Linked DNA regions of Homo sapiens: region 2 is linked to region 1. The links are chromatin loops, found by intact Hi-C in ENCODE. Cell type or tissue: heart left ventricle. All regions are shown on one strand.

Region 1 (8,000 bases):
ATGTTAAATACTTTTCATCAGGGTTAGTAATATTTTAAATCTGTACCTGGCCTCTATGGTCATTAGAAACTCAAAATATAACAGCCTATAAGGTACAGCAGTCTGCAGATGAGGTACAGCAGTCTGCAGCTTCTGTGATATAAAATTAATAATCCTTTTGTTATCTGTGAGCCAGTGCTTTACTAATACAAGCCCAGCCATGGACTGTACTACAGTCTAGTAACAGTGTAGTAAGAAATGAGAAAACATTTACAATCAAAGCCTGAATATTCAGATGTGTATAATTTATTATTATTATTATTTTATTATTATACTTTAAGTTCTAGGGTATATGTGCACAACATGCAGGTTTGTTACATATGTATACATGTGCCATGTTGGTGTGCTGCACCCACTAACTCGTCATTTACATTAGGTATATCTCCTAATGCTACCCCTCCCTCCTCCCCCCACCCCACGACAGGCCCCAGTGTGTGATGTTCCCCACCCTGTGTCCAAGTGTTCTCACTGTTCAGTTCCCACCTATGAGTAAGAACATGCACTGTTTGGTTTTCTGTCCTTGCAATAGTTTGCTCAGAATGATGGTTTTCAGCTTCATTCATGTCCCTACAAATGACATGAACTAGATGTGTATAATTTTTATATTAAAACATTTTCTGTTTTAAGGTTTCTTTTGAAAAAACATATATTTCTTATCCAGTTCTAGACCCTGTAACCATGAACAACCATATTCTTTGATGGATAATAAATGCTTCATAATTTTTCCCTAGGATAGGATAACCATGATTAAATTTCCCTTTTTGAAAAAAACACTATGCACCAAATAGGTAATAGTTTCTTAATACGATTAATTATTAAAGTAACTTTATTGGGGAGAAGAAAGAGGATTTATTGTTTCATGGGTACGAAGTTTCAGTTTGGAATGATGAAAGAAGTTCTGGAGATGGTTAATGGTGATGGTTGTAGAACAATGTGAACGTCCCTAAAACGTACACTTAAAATAGTTAAAATGGCAAATTTTATGCTATGTGTATTACAACAAAATTAATATGCATATTTTTTAAATAATTTTAAACTTTAGGTTAAAAAGTAATTTTATAAACTTTTTAAAGCATAAGGAAATTTGTGGTCTCTATTGTATTCAAAGAAATGACTGTTCATCCTCATGCATAAAATTTAGGATGAGACACTGTCTTACAATTTCCTGCTTTCTGACTGTCCTGATCGATGTTTTCAGTCATGCCACTTTTTCACAGTCTGCGTGGCACTTCTCCAACAGGAAATTTACCTCAGATCTGTTCATGTCACCAATCCTCCTGTAGCTCTAGCTTCTCTGCTCCAAGTTAAACTGAAAACTGCCCTGTCATTTCTTTTAACCTTTGAGTTTGAGGCAGTTCTGAGAACTTCTCTCACAGCAATTGCTTGTTCCTCCTGGGCACCATACTATAACTAGGCTTAATCATAGAATTCTAGGGTTGAGGAACCTTGAAAAGCACTGTGACCTCTCCAACACTGGCCGCAACCACTCACAAACCATCCTCACACACTGTAGAGGTTGTGTTGCCTTTTAAAGCTCCCTCTCAGAATTCTATGCTTTAGGATTTTCTCCTAAAAACACCAACTGCAAATCTAAATCTGTCAACCTTTGTGCTAAGGTACACTTCCCTTTGCTCTTGCTAAAGTGGGATAGGGGAGAAAATTGATCACTTTCTATACTAACATTTTATGTCCATTTTTTGAAGGCCATTACTAAATCAAAGTCAGATCTCAGCTGTCTCCTTCAGAGCAAAATAGCCCTTATTCCCGAAACTTCCCCATATAAGGTTAGATTTCCATTCTTTTAATAACGTTTGTGACCATTTTTTTATTCTCTGTTAAGCTCCTTACATTTCCCTTGAGTTATGGAAGGCAGAATACTCAAATAAGGTATTTTATTAACTTTTGCAAATTTTTACATTCGAGAACCATGCTATCTTTTTAGGAGAGATTCTGCTAGACAGCTTAAAATTCAGTGTGTCTCTAATATCACCACTACTATATTTATTGTAAATATTTACATTTGTCAGTTAGTATAGTTTGATTTGTTTTACCCCTCCAAATCTCATGTTGAAAATTGATTCCTGGGGTTGGAGGAAAGGCATAATGGGAGGTGTTCTCGTCAGGGGGGCAGATCTCTCATGAATGAATGCGTTGGTGCCATCCTTACAGTGATGAGTGAGTGCTCTCTCTAGTAGTTTCCATGACAGCTGGTGGTTACGAGGAGCCAGGCACGTCTCTCCTCTTTCTCTTTCTCTTGCTTCTTCTCCCATCATGTGATCTGGACATGCCTGCTCCTCTTAGCCTTCTACCACGAGTGGAAGCAGCCAGGGGCCCTCACCAGAAGCAGATGCTGCTGCTAGGCATCTTGTACAGCCTGCAGAACTGTGAGCCATATAAGCCTTTTTCTATAAATTACCCAGCTTCAAGTATTCCTTTACAGCAACACAAATGGACTAAGACAACAGTCATTTCTCCTATTTGTATTAATTATATTCAGCCTATTCTCCCTGAGTTTACCTTTAAGAATCATCTTTTTCCAGCTGATACCAACTAACATAAATATAACATTGATCTCAAATAAGCTGTTACCAGTAACAATTACTAAACCCACATCCATGTCAGGATAGCTTTTTTAAAAAGAAAAATGCTGATCTATTTTAATATCTTCATTAACTATAACTTTCAAGAGTAACACACTTCCAGTAATTATCCAAAATAACAGATACTCTCAATATATGTTTTTCTGTGTGTCAACTTGCTATTCATATTTTAAAAATCAGGTTACTAAGTAAAGACAGTTTGAGTATGTATTATACATAAACACATTTCACTACAATAGTTCAACATCTATTGTATTATCTCCTTTACTTCCTTAAGAGGAAAAAGTTATGCAGGCATCAAAACTCCCCATTATGCAGGTATCAAAACTCCCCATTATGCAGGTAGTGTGAAATTCACCCTATACTTCCATCAAATTATAGAGGATCAGTCATGTGCACCTAGGAGTAGGAATGGTTTGCTGAGGCATTCAGGCCCAGCAAAGGAGGGCAAAGCATGATGATCATCATAACAGTGAAAATTTTAATAGTAGAAATGCTTCAAAAATTAGTGTTTTACAGCAGGCACAACCTGCAACTCCAAACCTGCAGCTTACACATAATCTCTGACCTGTTCTGGGCTCCAGACATCCTCAGTTAGGAACAGCACACACTCAGTGCCAAGCAAGACCAACAAGATTCCTAGGCTATGATGAATACAAAGAAAGGAGGGAACAGGGCACCCTTGCCATGGCAAACCTGTTCTGCCCAGTCCCCCAAGGTGATGAAATGTGTGACTGTCACAAGACTCAGTAATACTGTTATAATTGGGATGTACAGGGAATAGATGCCAGCTGCAGAAACAGTATGTACTTTGACAAGGAGTGTGTTGGAAACGACTGCCAGCCTGTGCCTGCTGCCAACTCCACTCAGCTACAAATAGAAATGACGACGCACAGTGGGCCACAGCTCTCATAGTAGCCTTTACCAACCACTGCTTCAGGACCAAGCAGGATCTAGAATTTGAAGTGGTCACGGCAGTCTTCAAATTAGTTACACATCGCAGAGTGGCACTATTCAAAGGGTAGCCACAGTACAACTGCACTGGCATCAACAGAAAAGCCTGTTGAAAAATGCAGCTTCATCCCCGACCCAGACCTATTGAATCAGAATCTCTAAGGGTGACGCCCAGGAATCTGTAGGTTTAAATTTCTCCTGGTGTTTCTTATGAATATAGGTTTGAGAGCTAAGGTCAAGCAAGCCAAATAGGAGATACCAAAAGCACAAATCATAAAACTATGTAAAGTAAGGAAAAATAATATCATCTTACATTTTTATCATGCTTTGCAATTTACCAAGTGCTCCTATATGTAACCTCATTTCTACACAACTATATTTTACAGAAAATACAATTCCTAGGAGATCTGAGTTAGAAATATACTTTAAAATATATATATATATATATCAGGAATAGAGCAAAGGTATTTTAATGATGTCTAGAGCTCTTTCCACTCCATTGTTATGACTCATAGTCATAATCATTATGATAACATGAATAACAACAAAAGGAATAAAAATGATAGCAGCCCTTCCTATGTGCCAGACATTGTACTAAGAGTTTATATTTGTTACCACTTTTAATCTCTGTAACAACACATGAGATATTATACTTCCAGTTTTACAACTGAGGAAATTAAGACTCCAGAAAATTAGATTGCCTAAGATCATAGAGCAAGTAATTATGGGTGCCTAGATCCAAACATGTTCTGCCTGACTCTAAAGCATGTACATAACCTCTCTGTTCTACAGCCTCCTTAGTGTGATTCACTCAAGCAAAGTTACAGCATTGTTCAAAGATTAAATGTGGCCTCACTTTCTCACGATAACCAGCATGGTCAGATGATGAAGTAAATGAATTTCTCAATGACTCCTTCACCACTGGTTCCTCATATGTTCTTTCACCATCAGTGTATTGAATGCCCATTCAGTGCCATATATTGTGCTTGGTGATGGGAAGACAAGGATGAGTAAGATGAAGTTGCAGTTTCTGCCCTCATGAAATTTACACTGTGGTATAAATCTAGGGTTACATCATTTTACACCAGGTCATATTTACCCTGGCCAGCACCGTGATCCAGAGATTTCCCCATTTCCCTGTCTTAATAAATATCATGATTCTCCTATTTTCTTGGCCTTGGCCAACCTCTCTACTGGTGAATTTCAGAAAATCGGATCCTTACGTTGCTAATAGCTCCTAGTGGAATCAGGTGCTACTTCTGCAATGGACTGAGATAATTACATCAGTCAGGACGTTGTCCACAGCATTTTGTTTGGGCTTGGCTCAGATATCCACTCTGTAGTAGTGTGACCTTGGAAAAGTTATTTAACCTCTTTGTAAAATAGAGATGGTAAAATGGAACTATCTCCTAAAGTTGTTATGAGAATCAAGTGAGCTAATTGAAAGGGAACACTTAGCCTAGTGCCTGCCACAGTATAGGCATGAAAAACTATTATAATTACTTGAAAAGCATTCTTGGTAATACTTAGCAAAACAACTTTGTACTAGGCTTGTTTGGAGCAACCATTGAGTTGTGCCAAAAATTAGACTTTGCCTTGGATTATGATTATCCAAATACTTCTCTTAATATCTCCTCTATGTGGTAAGAACTTGAAGTCAGCAAAATCATTAATTTCTGTACCTTCCCTCCACCCCACAGAACCTAGTATTCTGTAAATTATCTATTAATTTACATGTTTAAAAGTTTCTTTACAATCAACAGAGTGAAGAGACACCTGTAGAATAGGAGAAAATATTTGCAAACTATTGATTCGACCAGGACTAATATCCAGAATATAAAAAGAATTCTAACAATTCAACAGCAAAAATACAAATAATCCCATTAAAAAGTGGGCAGAGGATCTGAATACATATGTCTCAAAAGAAGACATACAAATGGCCAAGAAGTATACAAAAAAATGTTCAACATCACTAATCGTCAGGGAAATGCAGATCAAAACCACAATGAGATATAATCTCACCCTGCTTAGAATGGCTATGTCAAAAAGACAAAAAATGACAAATGCTAGTGAGGAGGAAAAGAAAAGATAACTCATACACTATTTGTGGAAATATAAATGAGTACAGCCATTATGGAAGACAGTGTAAATGTTTCTCAAAAAGCTAAAAATAGAACTACCATATAATCCAGCAATCCCACTACTGTGTTTTTTTTCCAAAGGAAAAGAAATCATGATATCAAAGGCATACCTGCACTTCTGTTTATCACAGCATTATTCACAGTAGCAAAGATATGGAATCAAGCTAAATGTCTATCAAAAAATGAATGAATAAAGAAAATGTGGTATATATACATCATGAAATTCTAGTCAGCCTTTAAAAAGGATGAAATCCTCTCATTCATGCCAACATGAATGAGCCTGGAGAACATTAGGTTAAACAAAATAAGTCAAGCACAAAAACATAAATATAACATGCTCTCACTCACATGTGAAAGCTAAAAACAAAAAGCTCAGTTCATGAAAGAAGTTAATTGGTTAATGGATACAAAATTATAGCTAGATAGAAACTAATTAATTGGTTAATGAATACAAAATTACAGCTAGATAGAAAGAATGAGTTCTGGTGTTGTGTGGCTCTGTAGGGTAGATATGGTTAACTATAATTTATTGTACATTCTGTAAAGTCTAGAAGAGACGATTTTGAATGTTCACAACATAAAGCAATGATAAATGTTTGAGGTGGTGGATGTGCTAATTAACACTGATTTTAGCATTACACATTGTATACATATGCAGAAATATCACTCTGAATCCCATAAATAAAAGCAATTATGGGCCAACTAAAAATAAAAGGAAAAAAGTTTCTTCGATTCATTTTTTGTTGTTGAATGAATGAATAAGTAAATAAATAAAAATGGACAAATGAGCCCATCTGTTCTTCCATCCTCACATCAGACTGTCTTTCCTTCAGGTTCCTACGTTTTCTGTTAAAAAAAAAACCAATTAATATAAAAGAACTACCACTCACTGCGATAAATAGATTTCCAAAGGTTATTCCTAGAAAAGACAAAGCTTTACTTCTAAAAACAATGTTGATTGATGGAATTTCAAGAACAAGGGTAGTCAGGAAAAGGAAATATTCTGGATCAGTGAACACTCCCGGCTGCCCTGAAATCAGCCAGTGTAATTCGTCTTTTCACGTGAGCAAACTCAGAGACGATGTGGATTCCTTCTTGCTCTTCACAGCACCCTTTAAGCAAAACTAGATGCCTGGGAGTACTTCCTTCCCCTCAAATCTCACCACACAGCCTAAATTTTACTGCATATGTGCTTAGGGGTAGCACTTGTCTCTATCAGACGGCTCTCCACATTTACCTCCAAAAGTGCACAAGCGGGAATGAAAATAGCCAGTTCTCTGGAATAATATCTGAGGTACCATGTGAGTACTGACACGCTGCAGAATGGCCACAGATGACCCACCTGGGGACAACCATACGACTGCATAGACTTCTGCAGTGAGCAAGCAATATGTGCTGGCAAGTGGAGCCAAAGTCTACACCTACATGCCCACCCTGGAACCGCATAACTTGTGCCACTGCCAGAGCTTCCTGAGGAGGGAGGAGATTGAGCAGGTGTCCATTTTCAAAATGTCCCTCCCCTTCTACGACAAAGAGATTAAGACCTAGCTCCATGCAACAACAACTATCTGAAGCTCTCTCATCCATTTAGAACACAGCACTGCAGGAAAATCTTTTCTCCAGTCTCTATGATTTTTCTCTCTTAGCATTTTTACACCCTTCGTGCTTAACAGGTTAATGGAGTTTCATCCCCTGCAACGCCACCAGAAACACAATGTTATCTATAATACATTTCACCAAAAGGCACTTTCTAGCTAGGGTTCTTAGTAATCATTCCCTTAATAGAGTTTGCTGAAGCATTGATCATAAGCTTCATGCCTTGGAAACCTGAACTTCTGGGAGGGTCAGTCCCTGTCTATGGAGTCACAACTCGATCTCGCTACCATGAAATGAGTGCAGACATCGAAAAGGTTACAAAATTGTTTTAAATATGTTTATGTGGTCAAAATACATATAAAATTAGTAATCAGACATCTCCTCACAAGTTAAGTATTCTTTTATGTGTTGTCAAATATCTTTTCAATATTCCAGACATGATGAGTAAATCTTTTTATCTACTTTATTATTTCTGGTATTGATTATTCAAAAAGTTAATGGTCTTAAGCTGTATTTACTGTAACATTTAACTTCCTTTAATTTTTTCTTTAATTCACTTTTAAAAAAATCTATTTCCAGCTTAAGTTTACAGTCTACCTGGGATATTTGCCTAGATGGAATGATAATTTCTTAATTTGTCTTGATTCGATGAATAAAATACATCATGATC
Region 2 (8,000 bases), 350 kb after region 1:
ATACCCCTCTGCATATACACATATATACCCCGTAGCTATCAAAATACAGACCCATTTTTCTACAGGGGAGGGGAAGAAAAAAAGGAGAAAAGACAAAGAGGAATAATAAAGATCGTGGGGAGAGAACAACCCATGGGAAAGCCAGAAAAGAGAATTGAGAGACAGTTAGACCAGGGAGAAGCCTGGCAATTCCTACAGAGAGGACATGCCTAGGCAGGTAGTGGAGGGGAAGCAATGGTGAAATCAGGCCAGCAGCAGCACTGCATTAACACTTGAGTGATCAAACAAAGGGTAAAGCCATCAGGAAAGAAACTGACAGCTGCAGTCCTTAAATGCCCCAATTTAGAGACACAATGACTCCTTCTTCCATTGGCCATCCTCAAACCCAAGTCAGGAACATGCAGTGAGGCTAGACATAGACATAGACTTTCTAGACAGAGAACATACAAATAATTGTGGAACATAACAGAATCAGAAATGCCAACATAAATAAAACTTCAGAATTTGTAGGGTTTGAGCCTTGTGATGAAATCAACTAGTTGAAAAAACATTTTTTAAAAAATTTGATACAGAATATCTTATATATAAAATATACAAAACCTCAGTTTTATAAAATTATCATAAGCCCTCCATACTTTTACAAATCCTTCTCGGTCTTCAGATTCAGAAATGGTGTATCTATAATAGGAACTAATTCTGAAAGCACTTAAAAAGAACAATGTCAGGACAGCTAAATATATGACTTATAAAAATCACTAGTTCCTCCCACCTTGGTTCTGTTGACCTTAGTGGCCAAGTCCTTTTCCTGAGCTTTTAATAAACACATGCCTGTAAGCAAAGATACGCATAGTTAAATCTATACTTAGCATATTAACCCCCAGATGAGCATAAAGACATATGCTACCAGAGATCCAGGAAACAAGAATCTGGGTTTTGGGGCTTTCTGTATTGGGGGTGAATGTTCACCTTCCCACAAGAGTCTCACAATGGTGGCTTTCCCAGCCCTCTAGGAAGGGGCTTCCTCAAAAAAAGTAGCATCTCCAAACACTCATACATTGTGAAGCAACTCAAATTTCCAAGTAAAAAGATATTAAATGTATTAATAGAAAGGACTGCAGACTACCCTTAAAATATATATACGTGTATATATATATATATTTTTATGTATATGTGTGTATATATATATATATTTATGTATATGTGTGTATATATATATTTATATATGTGTGTGTATATATATTTATATATATGTGTATATATATTTATATATATGTGTATATATATTTATATATGTGTGTATATATATTTATATATATATGTGTGTATATATATATTTATATATATATATATATATATATATATATATATATATTCCCAGCTCTTTGGGAGGCTGAGGTGGAAGGATCACCTAGGTCAGGAGTTCATGACCAGCCTGGCCAACATGGTAAAACCCCATCTCTACTAAAAATACAAAAAAATTAGCCAGGCATGGTGGCATGTGCCTGTAATCCCAGCTACTTGGGAGGCTGAGGCAGGAGAATCACTTGAACCTGGGAGGGGGAGGCTGCAGTTAGCCAAGATTGCACCATGCCACTCCAGCCTGGGAGACCAAAAAAAAAAAAAAAAAAGCAAACAAACAACACAAGAGGAAATGATCTTCTACAAAAGGACAGTGAACTATTAAAATTCCACTTCCTAAGCAAGTGTACACCACTTTTTATTTTGAATTAAAATATCAGAAGATCACTGACAGGGAAAAAAAAGTAGGCCAGAATTATCTGGATTACTGCCCTAACTCTAGAAAGCTGACATAGCATGACCAAGACCTACTTAAAAGCTGGCTGTATCTGTTTAACACCAAACTCTGAGGAGAGACCTACCTCCTAATGGTGAAAGAAACTGTTTTCACATTTTGAGAGGCAAGACCCATAAAGGAAGGGCCTCTAATTTCCAGTAATTACCCTGGTACCTTAAAGTCCGTAATTACATAGAGAACCATGCCCTGAACTGGCCTTCAGTTGGTTCCAAACCCATTGCATGTAATTAGCCTTGATTAATATCCCACATTTCACATCAACAGACACAGTGAATCCAAATGATTCCCACGTTCTGCTGCCTCCGGAAACCTCACTGTTCAAATTCTGTGCCTTTATCAAGGGAACATGCTGAGCAAATGGGATCAAATGATGCCTTGGCACCCACCTTGGTCTAACTATTCAGAGGGAAGTAGCAATGCCTTTCATGTAATCATCTTAATCCCTTGTATCAACTAATTAATACACAGAGAAAGCTTTTACTTGCATGTGAGCAATTATAGCAACTTCCTGGTCGGTGTCCAAATGGATTCACAATATAATTCATGAACAATGAGGCTCTGGGAAAGACAGCTCCTAGAGATGACTTTTAAAATGAAAAAGTGTGTGTGTGGGGGTGGGGGCGGGCAGGTATTAATGATTCTAATAGTAGAAAAAGAGGACAGCAAGTAAATCTCAGTTTCTGAAAAAAAATTAATGTTGGAACCCTATTGTGCACATGACTGGCTTAAACAGACCAATTGATGTGAGCAAAGTAAGAACCAATAAATACCAGAGTTTGGATTCTATATCCGTATATACCTGAAATACCACCAAGTTACTTCCAAGGGACTTGAAAACAAACCTGCTGCCATTAAATAATGGGCTTCTGCTAAAAACAAACGAAAGTAAACTCACTCTACACAGACTTCTGAAAGCCATCTAAGATTTGAGCTCAGTGATTTCACATTCCTCCCTGGGGGGTACCTGTTGCAGTTGCACGGGTGCACTCTCTCTTCTCTCTCTCTCTCAACAGGAAGTAGCACATCAGTATTTTCAGCTGCCTGAGAACTAATCCAAGAATGGGGCCCAGGGCGGCAAGGGTTGGGAACTGTGAGCGAGTGGGGGAAGAGGGCTTAGGGGCCTACAGAAAAAGATATCCGAAGCATCAGCACCTGCTGTGGGGTTTCTGCTCCCGTGTCCGCCCCAGCCAGAGTGGGAATTGCTCCAGCACTGGGGCAACTTGTAATCCAACCTGGGGCAGAGAGCACAGGAACCTAGTGGCTCAGGCGTTCAAGAAAAGGCTCCCAGTCATAAAGCACCACATTGTGGTAACAAGCCCCGGGGTTGCACTGTGAACTTTTCCTGTGCAGATGGCTCGCTGTCGGGGAAAAACATTACCCAGCAAAGTCCAGTCAACAAGTTCACTGAATCCAAGTTTCAAAAAACAAAACGCTTCCTCAATCACCCCCTCGTGCCAGACTATGCTGAAGCTGCTTATAAATTACCAAGGGTCATCCTCTTTTTTTTTTTTTAAAGAATAAAATGCTAATGGCATAGGTTTGGGCTCTCTGAATTAAATACTGTACTGAGCCACCCTGGGAACCAGACACTATCCTCTGGCTAGAAGGCTAAAGAATGAGCAATTGCCAGCCGTGGAATTTTCATGATCCAGTTTCCCCACCTTCCTGTCGCATACCCACTGGCAGGAACCAAAGGGCTGTCACCCTGACGAGAGAAAACAAAGCTCTGCACTGCGTTATGAAACAGGTTTTTCCTTTCTCGTAGAGACACTCCTTTATGGCGAGGTCATGTAAAACAGCAAAATGCTCAATGAACACACTTGGTCCTGTTCCCTGCAGGTGACCGTACCCTTCAACTTGACCTGTGATACAGGGAGAGGGAAAGAAAACCACTCTCCAATTTCTAAGTAAAAGGTGACCAGACGGCAGGGATGGCAAAGCAGAGCCTACTGTTAACAACAAAAAGAAACTGCAAACAGCAGCGTGGACAGACAGTCATACAGGTGTGGGCCGGGACCTTAGAGGGCAAAATAAAATGCTTCTGGAGTCTAATCTTGAGCCAAATTGACTAAAAAGGACAGCCCGGCAGAGAACGTGCGTGATGTGAGTTACTCTGGCACCGAGAAACCTGTTCTTATCTGGCAAGTACGCCCCCTGCTGGCCGCGGTGCTGAACTCCGCCTCTTGGTCCTGCGCCAGACAGCCCTCGGAGCTCTCTGGTTTAGACCGGGGGAAGGAGAAAGGAGCTCTGGCAGAGCGAGTCCCTTGTAAAGCACACAATGGGAGCAAAGGGTGCCGTCACAGCAGTCACCGCCCCAAACCACAATCTTTGTCCAGTCACGGTTCTCTGCAGTCAGATAAAATCCAAGCAAGCTGAAAAGAATGAATACAAACCTGCTTGCTGCTTTGCAAGTGAGAAGTTTAGAAAGCTAGGGAGGAGGGGGCCGCCAAAGGGAACCTGCCATGAAAAGATTCTTAAGTCATTCACAGATACAGTGCTTGACTACTGGAGAAAATCTGGACTAACTGCCCTTTTAGAAGTTAGAGTTTACTATAACGTTAACAGTAATTATTTAAATTATTAGCACATGGACACTGCAGCGTAGGATCAAAATGCATTCAAACAACGGGATGGAATTTATTGCCAACAAAATATAATACTAAAATCAGTTTTGCACTTCCATTGTTTTTTTACACATGTCTTCACACGGACATTTTCATGTTTCTTCCCAAGCTTTTGCCTTCCTTTTCACCTAATTCTTTGTCATTTTTGTTGCTGTTGGGGTCTTGCATAAGCATGCTGATGTTTTGTAAGATCAGCCCGCTGTCCCTTATGATGATTCCCTTCAGAATTGGTGCATTCAATGTCTTTGGCAGAAAATCCTATGTAATACTGGCTTGTGTGTTAAGCTCATTCCCATCATCATCAATTGGAGACGCTTACTTAAGGAAAACTGCCAAGACGTTCAGCTAGGCGCCATCCGTTAAGACAACCAAAAAGAAACCTGTTTGTAAAGGCGCAGTGGGTCTTTCCCTTACTGGCACAAATGTCATAAGTGAGTATCTTTAGTTCACATTATCTGCCCTTAGTCTCAGTGAGTTCACCAGCTCAGGCTGAACTTGGCTTCTCCCTGGGACCTCAATCTCATGTCTGTTCCCAGCTCTCAACTTCAAACACAGAGGACAGAGAAGGCAAGGCATCTAGGCGTGAGCAGAGAAATATAATGGGCAAAAGAAACATGCTTCATCTCCTTTGGGTCAGTGGGTCTGGTTTTCATTTTCTGGTTTACATATGAAACCAGGGGGTAAGAAGTGCCAGTGGAATATAGGCCCCAAGGACAAATGCTCTCATTTCAGAATTTAAAAGAATTTTCCAAAGCTAGATATCTCAGTGCTTCTTTACTTAATCCTGTTGGCCGTAATTTTTAGGTTTTGTTTCTTCATGCTCCTTATGCAAGCAGAAGACTGTCCAGGTAAAATGAGAGTTTGTAGTCATTCTTTTATTTATTTGTTCAAGAAATATTTATTCAGTGTTAGACCTGTTTTGCCAAAATATCCTATGTGGATAGTACAGAATACAACAGCGGCTTTTATTCACCACTTCTTTTAGCTTGCACTATGGATGTCTATCCCAGGGAATAACATGATTACGTGGGTTTCCATGCTATGGTTTAGAGAGTTCAACCCTTACCTATCAAAAGGTCTGGGAATGAGTGTGTGGGTCTATTTTTATTTATAAGAGGGGGAGAACGGAACAGTTTTAGAACGAACAAAATCAATCTGCACCAGTTTTGGGAATAAGCTTCTGCTGTGAATAGAGCTGTCAAGACATTTGCAATCTGTTTGGCCCTGTGTCCACAAGAGGCTAAAGGTTTCATAACCAAAAAGTAAGGATTTTTATTCTTTACCACTTGGCTAGCAGGAGCCTCATAAGACTTGGGGTGATTTTAGCTGTTCTATTACACCCTAAAGCACCAAAATGCACATCTATATTTATACTCACATGCACATATGTGCAAAATAATCTGTAAGAAAAACAGAATCTTAGGCTCACTACTATTTTATTTCAAGTATGGGGATAAGTATGATAACTATCAATTGGTTTTCTTATTGAATTTAAGACGTATTCATACTTTCTTCAATAAAGTCAGATGGAAAAGAGTTATTTGGAAGAACTCAGAGGATTTTTACTCATGGCTTCAAACATCACTAAATGGTGGAAAGTGGGAGTACAAGGAAGACTTTTATGAATCAAATGGTTGATTTTCGGGAGTACTCAGTGTCTTTCTCTCATATTGTAACAATACTAGGAGCCCTCCCTTGCAAAAAAAAAATCATTCAATAAGCTCTGACTGATACCAAACCCCCTCAGATTAAACTCAATATGCCATTAATATGAAAAGAATTTGACAGTTTACATAAGGGATGTGACCTGGTGCCAACAACCTCTGGCTTCTCCATTCTCCAGATGGTAGCAGATTAGTAGGCAGCCTTTATTCTCATAAGAAGATTTTTTTCCCCCCATGGAAAAACTATAAAGGCCAATTCTGTTCCAAACTTCAAGTTTCCTTCACAAATGTCTACACAATTCTGGGCCTTAACTAATGCTATTAAAAGAAGCCCCTGGGCTTGAAGCTATATGGAAGGGGGGAAAAAGACTAAGGCAAACTTAACTCTAATGCCTGTCTTTAAAAGATCTATTGACAGAAGCAGTGGGGAGAGTTTGAACTAATGTTAACTTAAAGAAAAAGGCTGGTGAGATTCAATTGTGGATGTGAATGCTTGCTTGAGTTTGATCTTGACGGGGCTTAAGATAAGGGAGATAAAAACCTAAGCCTACTTACATATTAAAAAATGCAGTTGCACTAAATTCACTACATACCACTGTTCTCAATTTGATTTATGCCCATCATCAGTGAAGATGCTGAAGGACACCCCTGTCTAATATGGGAAGAAGCCACAGCAGAGGGCACTTGCTCTGCTTTGCTGATGCTAACGTGAAAAACCATTTCCTGACAATGCACGATACTCGTTCTTTCACATTAACTCTTCAAACGTAACAAAGAATAAAAACGGAATTTTTCTTTGGTCCTGTTCTGAGGTATAAATATAACAAGCAGTTAATCAAAGAGATCCAAGAGGTGAAAAGCAGCCTTTAGTCTGTAAGAAATTATTCCACCAACAGATAAGAAGTGATCTTTAAGTAATCAGGAAAAATATCATATTTTGTAAACAGACTGACCTTAGTAACACTTTTAAGGATCTTCAGGTGCACTTTAAATCCAGAAAGCTAAGCAGACACTTTCCCAAAATGTTTGGGTTGTTTTGTGGTCATCAGGACACATACCATGTATCCCAAAGGAGAAAATTATGTCCTCTGAGGGGAAAAACCTTTTCTAGTAATCCTTTGAACCCACCAAGACTGCTTTTCATACCAATTAGTTCATAAAATGTGTTAGAGATACTTTTCATGCAGTTTTAAATGTTTTTATTAACATTTTCTCAAGTTGGTGAAAATGTGGTAGATGTAGCTTGGATTTTTTTTTCCAGGCAAGTTAGTCATGATGACTGAGATCCTGAAAACTATAAAATAATCTATTGTAGACCTACTGAGCTCAATGAAAACAAGTAGCACAGCACATAGTCCTTACCCTTGAGGAGTTTACATTCCACTATGAGAATTGGGCCACAGAATGAAAAGATTTGGTAAAAATTCAAGGTATCAGGGAGAAAGAGATTATAAAGAAAAAAGACAGCATCTAGGATTCCACCTATTTAACATGACCTATTTCTAGCAGTTTCCAAAATCATTTAGTTAAGAGAACATCAGCATTTGCCAATAGCAAATATACTTAGAGGTCCCAAGAAATAAAAGTTTTCATGGAAATCTCAAAGGCAATAAAAAGGAAAGGCAGGATTTATTTAATTTCTTTTCTGCAAACTGCCTCATTTCCTAAAGGAGGAAATGCCAGGCAAACAGTAACTTAAATGGTTGTATTAAACACTCACCCAAGGATGCCATTAATGATAACTGTCCAGAACTTGTTTAAGCTAAATGTCTAGTTCTCCAAATGCATCGGCAGGGTACAAAATGGGTTGTTGTAAATGGATGTTTTCTAGTTTTCTGCTTTTCCTACAGTGTTCTCACAGAAACAACCATTTCCATCATCATTATCATACTCTTT

Evidence for each region. Peaks named below come from ENCODE experiments on the same cell type or tissue, not always from the same donor. Only the 100,000 strongest peaks of a DNase experiment are listed, where the experiment ranks them.
Region 2: it touches region 1 in a loop (3-fold over the local background); 5 of 110 quality-filtered maps call a loop at or near these places.

The regions. Positions count from the first base shown.
Region 1 is chr5:107,214,522-107,222,521 of GRCh38, forward strand. No RefSeq gene overlaps it. Among named protein-coding and RNA genes, the nearest start is that of LINC01950, 210 kb to the left of the region's middle. In heart left ventricle, no CTCF peak of the experiment used is centred here; a DNase peak (open chromatin) is centred at 3,500; H3K27ac peaks cover 4,095 bases.
Region 2 is chr5:107,568,225-107,576,224 of GRCh38, forward strand. All of the region lies in intron 1 of EFNA5 (ephrin A5), which reads right to left. Among named protein-coding and RNA genes, the nearest start is that of EFNA5, 99 kb to the right of the region's middle. RefSeq lists enhancers at 1-318, 32-567, 2,492-3,203, 2,814-3,093, 3,664-3,813 and 2 more. In heart left ventricle, a CTCF peak has its summit at 3,970 (motif pointing left); a DNase peak (open chromatin) is centred at 3,997; H3K4me3 peaks cover 1,116 bases; H3K27ac peaks cover 3,986 bases.